Linked DNA regions of Homo sapiens: all the other regions are linked to region 1. Evidence: chromatin contacts called from ENCODE Hi-C or POLR2A ChIA-PET data. All regions are on one chromosome and are shown on one strand. The core of a region is the stretch at or near the end of the contact, and the rest is flanking DNA. Distances in the headings are between cores, read along the strand shown.

The links. A loop is a pair of places that touch in the nucleus more often than their neighbours do. ChIA-PET counts read pairs that join two places held with the same protein, here RNA polymerase II (POLR2A). Pooled maps may share reads with other maps.
Region 2: a loop to region 1 is called in a map with no recorded cell type, with 10 times the contacts of the local background. The contact joins the enhancer-like site here to the promoter of FBXO5 in region 1. A Hi-C loop is called at or near these places in 2 of 37 single-sample maps with no recorded cell type and 3 of 50 pooled maps.
Region 3: a pooled map shows a loop between it and region 1 (10-fold over the local background). The contact joins the enhancer-like site here to the promoter of FBXO5 in region 1. A Hi-C loop is called at or near these places in 4 of 37 single-sample maps with no recorded cell type and 9 of 50 pooled maps.
Region 4: a loop to region 1 is called in a pooled map, with 24 times the contacts of the local background. The contact joins the promoter of MTHFD1L here to the promoter of FBXO5 in region 1. A Hi-C loop is called at or near these places in 1 of 168 maps with a recorded cell type or tissue (naive thymus-derived CD4-positive, alpha-beta T cell), 3 of 37 single-sample maps with no recorded cell type and 8 of 50 pooled maps. POLR2A ChIA-PET finds 5 or more read pairs at or near these places in 1 of 52 experiments (T-cell).

What each region holds. Positions count from the first base shown.
Region 1 is chr6:152,981,631-152,984,513 of GRCh38, reverse strand. FBXO5 (F-box protein 5) reads left to right here and starts at 1,473. Exons shown (of 5, transcript NM_012177.5): 1 at 1,473-1,657. The coding sequence starts at 1,555. RefSeq lists enhancers at 510-629, 920-1,139 and silencers at 1,170-1,489, 1,970-2,039.
Region 2 is chr6:155,350,320-155,353,202 of GRCh38, reverse strand. No RefSeq gene overlaps it. Among named protein-coding and RNA genes, the nearest start is that of TFB1M, 37 kb to the right of the region's middle. Within about 2 kb of position 1,404, at least 2 of the 41 ENCODE cell types and tissues checked have a DNase peak (open chromatin) inside an H3K27ac peak, as active enhancers do.
Region 3 is chr6:155,169,841-155,172,723 of GRCh38, reverse strand. All of the region lies in intron 9 of TIAM2 (TIAM Rac1 associated GEF 2), which reads right to left. Among named protein-coding and RNA genes, the nearest start is that of CLDN20, 93 kb to the left of the region's middle. RefSeq lists enhancers at 868-927, 958-1,377, 1,418-1,477. Within about 2 kb of position 1,408, at least 18 of the 41 ENCODE cell types and tissues checked have a DNase peak (open chromatin) inside an H3K27ac peak, as active enhancers do.
Region 4 is chr6:150,864,275-150,867,157 of GRCh38, reverse strand. MTHFD1L (methylenetetrahydrofolate dehydrogenase (NADP+ dependent) 1 like) reads right to left here and starts at 1,456. Exons shown (of 28, transcript NM_015440.5): 1 at 1,109-1,456. The coding sequence starts at 1,335. RefSeq lists silencers at 285-434, 555-754, 915-1,324, 1,385-1,614.

The sequences.
Region 1 (2,883 bases), core at 224-2,723:
GAGTGACACTATTTTAACATTTTTAAAAATGAAAAAGGCAAAAAACCCATGATGAACTAATTATCAAAATTTTAGGTAAAGACAGGATCCACCCAGCACTTGTATGATTCATCCTAATCCTGGCCGCGCCCCACAACTAATTATCAAAATTTTAGGTAAAGACAGGATCCACCCAGCACTTGTATGATTCATCCTAATCCTGGCCGCGCCCCACCGGACTCGTCACTAACGGTACTGAAAACTGACTACAGCCAAGAACTCACTCCGAGGCTGCAGAAAGGCACCAGAGGGAAACAGCAAAGGAGGATTCGCCGTTTTGGAGTTCACATCCCGTTGCTTCACTGGGCTGTAGCCATAAAGCTGAGTTCAGGGAATGCACTGCCCTACTTAAGTGCATATTCAAATTGTGAAAAGTTAAGCATCACTAATACTCCGGTACACTTTCATACTGACGTCCATGCCAGCCATCACTAAAAACTCCCTTGGCCACGGGGGTCCAGCCCAAGAGGGCGGGCACTTCTATTTATTCTTTTTTTGGGAGCAGGACTACTGTCTCCTACACCTGGCCCTTTAAGGAAAGGAACAAAAACCCAGGGGAGCGTAGCTGCACACTCAGTAAACTTAACGTTCCTATAAACCAGTAGCGTCTGAAGTGTGGTTGAAAATACAAATAAACGCGCTTGCAAGGAAGAAGTGCCTCGGTCCTACCCTCGGCCCCGCCGGAAGGCCCTGGGAGATGCAGCCGCAGGTCTCCTGCTACAGCCGCTGGGGAAGGCCGCACAGCCTCCTCGCCCACCCCGGAGGAAAAAATCGCGGGGGACTCCAGTGCGCAGGCGCCGACCCGCCAACTCCGCAGCCACAGCCCGCCAAGGCGCCTGCGCAGAGGCGTGGGTCAAGGGGAGGGTCGAGTTAGGAGGGAGAGCAGAGCGCGCGCGTAAATCCTAGAGAGGCGGGCTAAGCTGGACTGGGGGGAGGGTCCGTCTTCCGGAAAGTCTGGATTCCCGGACGAGCCGAGTTGCTGCTCACCGAACTCCCGTTCGAGAGATGATCGAAGAAAGTCGGCTACCATTTGTACCCATCAAAGATCTCCAGATGGAAGCCAGCGCTGAATTTGGGCTGAGATTAGGACTTGCAGGAGGCCGGTCCAGAAGACGGCGGAAGGAATCTTGGCGGGCGCACGCATGCGTGATAGACCCTCCACACGTGTGGCCGGGCCGCGGCCTCCCCGTGCTCGGAGGTCCCGCCCCCGGCCGTAGCATCTTTCCGGACGTGGGGAGCCGGTAAGCTGGAAGGGGGCTGGGCTTCGCGGCTCGGCCCCGCCTCGGCAGCCTCCAATTGGGCGCGGACGAGGGCGCCCCCACCCACTGCCCTCCTATTGGTGCGCGCATGCAAGCGACGCGTCTCATTGGACCGCGCGGATTTAGGCACCAAATTCAAAGATTTTAAAAGTACCAGCTGGCGCCTTTTAAGAGATACAGGTCTGTGAAGCAGGCAGGTTGCTCAGCTGCCCCCGGAGCGGTTCCTCCACCTGAGGCAGACTCCACGTCGGCTGGCATGAGCCGGCGCCCCTGCAGCTGCGCCCTACGGCCACCCCGCTGCTCCTGCAGCGCCAGCCCCAGCGCAGTGACAGCCGCCGGGCGCCCTCGACCCTCGGATAGTGAGTGAGGGGAGCGGTCGCGAGGGGGGCGCGCACGCCAGGAGGGGTGCACGGGGAGGGTCGCAGCCTGAGACCCTGACCCGACGTCCCTCGGAGCCTGGACGCGCGGCCATGCCACACGCCCGGCCTCGGGCGGCGGCAGCGGTTCCTGGGTCCGGGAGGAGGGCGGCTGGGTGTCGGGGGGAAGCCAGAAGAGCCAGATGTGCAGGGGCGGGATGGCGGGCCGCGGGGTCCCGCCACCCACGCCGACCGTGGACTCCAGCCCCGGGAGGTGCGGGTCGTGGCATCCCAGGGCGCCCTTTTTCCTCCTCGGAAGACCCACCTACCCCACCCTGCTTGAATAGGCGCCAAATGCCCCTCCCCTCCCCCACCCCGGGGCCCCCGGCGGTGACAGGGCTGCGAGCGAGAAGCCCCCAGGGCCTGGCCAGGTGCCTCACCTTCTCCCCCTGCGCCCCTTTTCTACATCTGCCCCGCACCCTCACAGCCAAAGGCAGTTTCCCCGATTTTTCGCGGTCCCAGCCTTGCTGGCGGGCGCGGGAGATCGCGCTCGCGGTTATCTCCCGCCTCCTCCGCGTGTCCCGCGCCCTGAGGGGCAGCCCCACCGATCCCTCAGGAGTTCCAGGGTCTCCCTCCCCACTCCCGCCAAATGGAGAGACACCCCCCCAACTCATTGGACCAAACTCAACTGGGACATCCAAACAAAAACGTTACTTTTTCCCAATTTTTTCTCCCTTTGCCCGTTAACCCAGTCTCAGGGCCTGGAGTGGAAAGGGAAGACTTTAAAAAAAGCAATTTTTACTACGAACCTTGAATTTGTCCATAGTATTAAGATGATTTTGTAAGAATCGAAGAATTGGTGACTTTTTCCCGATAACTCATGAAGAATTAGATAGTCCTTTATTTCAAAGCTTGCAGAGAATGGAATGCACTCAAATGCTTATTTTTATCCTCTTTGTTGCTACCTCTAAATAAAATCTATATGCACTTATTTTTACCTGAGAAATAACCCAAAATGAAAAAATTTAGCAATTCGGCATTGTACTATTTTGTAATGACTCTATTATTAAAAAAGAACTCTAGAAAAAAATACTTAATTTTAATTTTAATAGATTAAATATATTTCTAGAAGATCCTGGATCGTCAGTCTACCATCGAAATTCTGAAGCTTGATGGCCTTATGAGGGTTTTTTTTTTTTCTTTTTTGATAACTCTAATTGTCTTTACTA
Region 2 (2,883 bases), core at 155-2,654, 2.4 Mb before region 1:
GGTAAATATCCCAACAGTTCCCTGTGTGGAAAGAATATCTCCCAGGCTGGGGCAGAGAAGTACTAGCACCAAGACTGGGCCCCTTCAAAATCTGTGAAGACAGAGGCCAGTAAGTCTGTCTCAGTAACTCAAATGGGTGAGTCTCCCTCTGCATCCTGTGTGAGCAATACTAAGCTGGGAACACAGCTGAAAGGGACTAGAGCCAAGTTGCAGGATAACTTTCAAGTCTACTACTGAAACTGATGTCAGCAAGCAGATGAGCCTTTCTGCTGAGGCAATAGTGTGCATGATTCCTCCTGGACCCTTTGGAAAATTGTTTTGTTTGTAGGTTCAAGGCAAGCCTTTAGGGAATGGGGCTGGTTTGAGGTTTGAACTCAGAAGCACAGTCAGCCAGTCTGACACCTAGGTGCAGGTCTGCACTCTCAAAACCACTATCCTAGGTCTTGGGCTCCACCAGGTTTCACAGCCTTCTACCTGAATCTCAGAGACCCAGAAGGAGACTTTTTTCTGTGGATGGGATTCTTACTGAGGGAAGATAAGAGCAAGTGACCCCCAATCCTCTAACTGGCTAACATCACTCCATCCAGAAATAACTTTTTAGTGATCAGGGTCCCTTTGAGGTGAAGCCCTTTAAGCTTAATGAGACCTAAAAGAAAAAGTGATCAGGAGATGACCATTTAAAAAACTACTTCAAATAGAATGCAGTTAGGCTGAAATGAACCAGAAACACTGATTCACTGACCTTCCTGAAATGTAAAACACTTTCTGGAACCAAGTGGATCTTTCTCATTGATTTTTCTAAAGCTCCTTAGGGCATCTTTAGTGCCACATAAAAAGTACTTGCCAAAGGAACCATGTAGTTTGTACTAGAAGCTCTTAAGTGAAGAGTTAATTCTCAAAATAGATTTTGGTTATCTCAGATCGCCACAAGATCAAGTGAAGAATCCCACAGATCTGGCTGGGTGCGGTGTCTCATGCCTATAATACCAGCACTCTGAGAGGCCGAGGCAGGCAGATAACCTGAGGTCGGGAGTTCAAGACCAGCCTGACCAACATGGAGAAACCCCATCTCTATTAAAAATACAAAATTAGCTGGGCGTGGTGGTGCATGACTATAATCTCAGCTACTTAGGAGGCTGAGGCAGGAGAATGACTTGAGCCCAGGAGGCGGAGGTTGTGGTGAGCCGAGATCACGCCATTGCACTCCAACCTGGGCAACAAGAGTGAAACTCCATCTCAAAAAAAAAAAGAAAAAGAAAAAGAAAGAAAGAAAGAAAAAGAAAAGGAAAGGAAAGAATCCCACAGATCTCACAATCTTTTTTCTGTCAAATTTTAGTCATTCACTCATTCATTCAGCTAATGTAGCACATATTAACTGAGGCTCCAGTTAACTTGTTAGGCAATACTTATGCCTTCATGAGTGCTCTATCACTTTTTAAAATTGAAACAGAAATAAGTAGATATAAGTAGATTAGAACATGTATCCATTCATCCACATTATCCATGCTGAGACACTTTAAAGCCAAAATTGGGTTTTTTAAATTTTATTATTTATTTATTTATTTTGCCTACGTGGTCATGTCTGATACCTGTTTGGGTAATGATTAGAACATAGTGACAGATGTAGAAATATGACTCAAAACTAAACTGGGGCAGCTTTCCCAAAAAAGTAACTGAAGACTGTGTTCAAGCCTTGCATATACATAGACACCTGCTATATTTGCATAGCCCAGGCTTGCAGGAAACTCTAATCAATCATTTTCTGTGTGTAGAATTATTCAACCAGAAAACCATTACTTATTTCACCAGAAAAATTTTGTTTTTTCATTGCTGCTAGATTAGTTACATCCCATCTCCCCACTTCCCTCTCTTCATCAGCAAACAAAGTTTATACCAAATTATATGGATCAATGTCTCAGCCTATAAGAAATTTTGGTTTATTTTTAAATTTTCAAAAAGGTGGATTCTTTCATTTCTTTTGTTAATGTGCAATAAAAATTCTATCTTCTCTTACATATTTCTTTAATTATATTTATTGAGTGTTCTTCACTGGGCCAGGTGCTAGAAAATTTGTAAACAAAAGGAGAGAAATATTGATTAAATAATCATTAAAAAGTAAGCAATTACAAATCATGATGACTGATAAGAAGGAAAAGTAGAAGTTGCTACCTGGAAAGATAAAAAGGGGGAACCTGATAGAGTTGTGGGATTGGGGGGGTTGTGGGTCAATAAAGAAGCAATGATTGAGCTGAGATTTTAATAAATAGACATTAACTTAGAGGAAGTTCAGAGAGGGGGATCAAGAGAGAGATGAGAACGTTGCAGGCAAGGAAAAATAAAGTATGTGCCAAGGCCCTGAGGCAGGAGGGAGACTGCGCGTTGAAGGACTGAAAGGTTTAAGAGAATATAGGAAATACCTGAGAAAATGGCCAACTAGAAGTAGCTAGTGTGCACTGCTCTCACAGAAAGGAATGGAAGGGGTGCATAAATACAGCATTTTCAACTGATACATCCAGGTAAATGCATTGGGTCTAATCAAAGAAACAATTCAACCCACAGAGAATCGAGAAAAGCAAGGCAGGTTGATAGCCCACCCAGGAGTAACACAGAGCCAGGGGAACCTCCTCTACCCAGGGAGGTGGTGAGTGAATGTGTGACCCCAGGAACCCATGCTTCCCTCATGGATCTTTGCAACTCTTAGGTCAGGAGATCCCCCTGTGAACCCATGCCACCAGGGCCTTCAGTCTGGCACAGAGCTCTGGAGTCTTGGCAGAGCAGCCACTCAGGCACATGCAGAGACCTGGGAGCCTTAGATACCCAGGCTTTCTGGGCTTCCCAACAAAAGCAGCTGCAACTCCAACAAAGTGGGAGGTTAGACCCCTG
Region 3 (2,883 bases), core at 159-2,658, 2.2 Mb before region 1:
TCCCATCAAAGAAAAAAAAAAAAAAAAAAAAAAAAAATATATATATATATATATATATATATATATATATATATATATATATTTCCAACTAGCCTCTTCAAGGTTTCCTGGTCCTGAGAATGCAAATGGAGACAGAAAAAATACAATAATAGCAAGGCAATCCAGGTCAAATCTCAGCCTTGTTAGGGGCTGTTATCTAGTGCCTCTGCACTTCTGTTCCTTCACCTTCAAAAGAGGTTAAAAACGCCAGCCTCGTGGGGTGGTTAGGAGACTGATGGGAGGAATTGCATTTGAAAGACATAAATTGTAAAGATTTTTTTTGGAAGCTGAGGCTGGATCAGGGCATTATACTGTACTGGGAGTAGCTACTGCATTTCAGCGATGGCCACTATAAAGAACTTCCTGAGAATCATCCTTTGTTCCAAAGCCCTGGGCCACTGTTCTGGCCACTGCTGCTCAGATCACCTTGCAGTCAGCTCCAACTGGCCATCACGACACGGGAACATCACTGGGCTGCAGCCACAGTCACTCCAGACTGACTAGTGAACGTCTGCAAATCACTTTAGCTCTCCTTGGAGGGCATTCCACAGAAGTATTTATTATTATTATTATTACATCAATGGTCCTGAAACCACATGTCAAATTACTTATGCTCAGTATGCAGCAAGGAGAAAAAATTGAAACTCCGTGTGTTCTCACAGCAGATGCTTTTGGATCAAATGGCTTGTAATTACTACTTGGATCACTGAAGGGAAGTGAGTAGCAAAATCACAATCTGGCTGTCACAAATGGGCCCAAACCACCACAGTGGCTGATAAAAGGAAAGTCTATTTGCAAGGGAGATGAGGAGAAAACACAAAAGGGAGTTGCACGCTCCCAGTTTTCTTAACAACAGTAAAATGTCATAGAAGAGAAAGTGTTTATTTCCTTCTTGGACTGAGGCCCACACATCGGTTGATATGAAAGAAAAACAAAGATGGATCTAGCTAGCTCGCTAGCTGTATGCATATATATATGCTATGTAGGGTTGTGTATTAATATTCTCTCTAAACAGATTACCATACTGTGGTGAAGAGTAAGCTGTTTCATTCATATTTTCCATTTAAGAAAACAATATTAGGGGGTTTGTTTTGGTTTTGGGGTTTTTTGGGGTTTTTTAGGTTTTTTTTTCAGTTTACAGCTCATGACTAAGATGACAATACTGCATTCACTCACTGCCACAGAAAGTTGGAATACCCCAAGCCAATTTTCCAGAAGAAGGGGCCAAGGCCCAGGGGCTGTCACAATTTCTGCAATGAAGCTTCTGGGGTTGCCGCCATCTGAGCCTTAGTGGGGACTTTGTTGTCACAATCTCCATGACAAACACCTCCCTTCAAAGGCCGTGTAAGACTCACTATTACTCATCCAGACGTTCGTTATGAAAAGCTTTCATTTTTGGCAAGCCAAAGTGTCCTCTAAAAAAATGTTCAAGTAAGACTGGCTTTATTCCAGACTTAACAGATTTTGAATTAGGGTGACTCACTGTTGGGCTGTTATATGATGCATCAATTAGAGTGAAATAGTTTAAAATGCACACGGCCCCTCCCTCACAACAGCCTTTCTGTGTTATAGAAATGGGCGTAATGTACTTATTGTATAAAAATAGGTTTGTGCAGGTTACAAGTATTCTCCAAGAATGATTAGCAGATGAAAAGTAGCAAAATGAAATATTAATTATTTAGCCAGCTCAGGCAGAATTTTAAGTCCCAGAGATATAAAAAAACAAATTACACCCTTAGTTCTATCTGCCATTCTATCTGAATCTAGTTATCTGGGTACGATAGCACAGAAATTACAGAGGCTGCATTAAAATTGTCCTATAAATGAAAGGAATTTCTTCAGTATCCCTACATCACAAGTAATGCTTAGCTAAAACAAATAGGAGTAAAACAAATGCAGAAATCATAGTTTCTTCTCACTCCTTAGAGCATCGATGGGACCTGTTGATTTGAGCCCATCTTAAGCACTAAGCTTAAATTCTCACTGTAAGTGGCTACATCAGCAAAATTTATTTTCAAAGTCCAACATAAACTCTGTTAATAGGAAGTGTACTGATGCTATAGTTTCATAACTTTCTTTTTTCAGGGATGGGGTCTTACTCTGCCACCCAGGTCAGAGTGCAGTGGTGCGATCTTGGCTCACTGCAACCTCTGCCTCCCAGGCTCAAGCAATCCTCCCACCTCAGCCTCCGAGGAGCAAGCCACTACACTCGGATAATTTTTTGCATTTTTGATAGAGACAGGGTTTCACCATGTTGCCCAGGCTAGTCTCAAATGATCCACCTGACTCAGCCTCCCAAAATTCTGGGATTACAGGCACGAGCCACCATGCCAGGCCTCTTAACTTTCAAAGTAAGAATTTTACATTGTTATATAATGCTGGAAGAGATAGGACCCTAAAATTATGGGCCTTTATTACAAATCAGTCATCCTCAGCCATTAAATGACTACATCTAATAGAAATAGGGCATATATAAACTATATCGATTACAAGCTTTCCTGGGAGCCATGACATACGCACTTGACAGAGTGGCTAACAGTAAGAGATGGTAAGTGCAGAGTAAGAACTGGCTGGGTGCAGTGGCTCACGCCTGTAATCTCGGCACTTTGGGAGACTGAGGTGGGTGGATCGCGACGTCAGGAGTTCAAGACCAGCCTGGCCAACATAGTGAAACCCCATCTCTACTAAAAATACAAAAATTAGCCAGCCTTGGTGGCAGGTGCCTGTAATCCCAGCTACTCAGGAGGCTGAGGCAGAAGAACTGCTTCAACCTGGGAGGCAGAGGTTTCAGTGAGCCGAGATCACGCCACTGCACTCCAGCCTGGGCAACAGAGTGAGACTCCA
Region 4 (2,883 bases), core at 207-2,706, 2.1 Mb after region 1:
AATCATCCGCCACATAATAAAGAGCCTAGGAAACGTATTTTACTGAGATGGGAGAAGGGGAGTGGGGAGGAAAATGGGAGAGCAGAGGGAGGAAGGAAAGGCAGAGAGAAAGGCAAGCAGGCAATGACTAAGAAAGAAGGCTAGAAGGAAAGGGAAGAGGATGTGAATGGAGGAGGTGGTCCGCTGGCCGGGGAAACCGCATCCTGGAACTCGTTCCTAATCCCAGTTCCGAGGGAGGCGGAAGGGGCTTTCTTGCCACCCCCAAGTTGTCCCGAAGGGCTCGCCCTGCAAGGCCCGAGACCCGTGCGCCCCTCTGGGCGAGGGCGGGGAAGGCTGGAGCCCAGGGGCGGGGACCGGGACGGGAAAGGCCGGGCCCGGGGCTCCCAGTTCGCTCTGGGCCCGCAGAAAACCCTGCAAACCCAGCTGCGCGGGGACTCCGTGGGCGCTGCGCGGCGAAGCTGGAAACCAGCGCTGAGACCTCTCGGATTCCCCCCGGCGGCTGTCCCGGGGGCCCGGCTCCACCTTTGCCGTTCCGGGAAAAGCGGACGTCAGCCACAGACCCCAGCCCAGCAGGAGGGGCCGCGCGCGGGGAAGGGCGCACAACACCAGGGAGCTTCGCGCGGGCGGCGCTGGGCCCGAGCCCGCCTCTCCCGAGCTCCGCTTGCCCTTCCCGAACCCCGGGCCAGCCGGCGCGCCGAGCCGCAGCCCCGCCCTCCTCCTGCTCCTCGCCCCCTCCCCTGGTTTCCGCCCCAGCCGCACCGCCCCTTTACCGTCTGGGTCGCGCCCGGCGCGATTGCATCAGAGCCGGCGGCCGGCTGCGCACGTGGAGCCGGGCGTGCGGTCCATGCCGCTAGGCGCCCATTGGAGATGCCCACGCCCACCTGCGCTGCGGGCCCGGTCGGGTACTGGATCCCCCGTTCTCCGCCAGCGCTCCCGGCCGCAGTGCCCAAGCCCGCGTTTCCCGACACACCGCCCGGCCCCCCTAATGAGTTGGCACCAAACACTCGCAGCCCCGCGCCCCGCTCCCCACGGCGGTCCCGGGCGCTCCGCCCCTGGGTCGGGGCCACAGCCGCTGGAGACCTGGGCCAGGGCCAGACCCGACACTCACCTGACGATGGAGTCCCGCGCCGCGGGCGTTCGGCCGCCGGGGCTGCAGCTGCTCCGGGCCTGGCCATCCTGCGGCCGCCGCTGTCCAAGCAGGCCCTCCCGGCCACCGCCGCCGCCTCCGCCGCCGCCGCTGCTAGCGCGACAGGGCACACGGAGGCGGCGCGGAGGGCCCGGGGGCTGGGGCGGGCGGCGGAGCTGGCGCAGGACGAGCGGCAGACGCGTGCCCATGGCGCGGGACGGCTGGTTCTCAGGGGACACGGAGCTGCGGCTGCCGAGGGCGGCGGGGCGCGTGCCAGGGGAGCAGGCGGCGGCGGCGGCGGCGGCGGCGGGAAGGACCTGGCGCTTCCTCCTCGTCCCAGGGGCCCCTAGGGGGCACTGCACCCGGCGGCCGTGACGTGCGGAGGGCGGGGGCCTGCGAGCCGCCGGCCGGGATGTCACGGCTTTGGGCACTTTGGTTTGGTAAGCTGTACCAGACAGAGGGTGGGGTGCGGAGTGGGACTCAGACTCTGCCCTGAGACTCAGCCTCCCTCCCTTCAGCCTGAAAGGCCGAGGTGACCCTTGGTACTCAGGGCGCCAAGTTTAGACGGGAGGGCTTGGATTTGCTGTACTGGAGGTGGCCTGAGGATAAGAGGCTTTGTAACCTTAGGCAGGGGCACTTAATCTCGGTGAGCTTGCGGGGTCTTCGTCAGTACCACAGAGATAACAATGCTCTTCTTAAAACCTTAAAAGGATTTTATAGTCCTGATTGGTTCCAGGGCCCCTCCAGGGGACCCACGTCCACAAATGCTCAAGTCCTTGGTAAAAAAAAAAAAAAAAAAAAGTGTTTGCATATCACCTACACACATCTTCCCATCATAAACTTTAGGTCATCTCCACATTCCCTAAGTCCTCACCTAACATCGTGGAGGGGTTCTTGGAAACTGAAACTTTAAGCCAAATGACTGTAAGGAAAACAGTTTGACCACAGGCTAATTGATATGAGTGAAGTTCCTACAACATATCTGTGGTCACAAAATCGCCCCTAAACTTCGAAATAAAGACCAAAACACTTCTAATATTAAACATTGAAATAAGTGTGAGCCATGCATATATTTAAGGAAGATTTTTAGCTCACGCCTATAATCCCAACACTTTGGGAGGCTGAGGTGGGCAGATCACGTGAGGCCAGAAGTTCAAGACCAGCTTGGCCAACATGGCGAAACCCCATCTCTACTAAAAATACAGAAAATTGGCTGGGTGTGGTGGCGCGTGCCTGTATTCTCAGCTACTCGGGAGGCTGAGGCAGGAGAATCGCTTGAACCCAGGAGCCAGAGGTTGCAGTGAGCCGAGATCATGTCACTGTACTCTAGCCTGGGCGACAGAGCACAGCTCTGTCTCAAAGAAAAAGTTTTTTTTAAACACCCCCTATCCCTCTCGCTTAGAGAAAAATAAAGATTAATAAAAGTGAGATCATTTTTACCGGCTTATTCCAACTCAGGGCACCTCACAGGGTGTGCTCACACACACCCACACTCACACTCGGATCGTGTAGATGCACCAATTTACCTAAAGTGCACTGCACGGCTTTGGGATGTGACAGGACACCAGAAGACAGAGAAAATCCACACAGACATGGATAAAACGTGACAGTGGACCCAGCCAGAAATCTATTTTTTTCTCATCATTATAAGAAAACCACTGAGCAAAATGATGAAATGATGTTATTCCAGGACCTGCTGTACTTATAATACCTAATACAATGTAAATGCTATGTAAATAGATATTACACTGTACTTT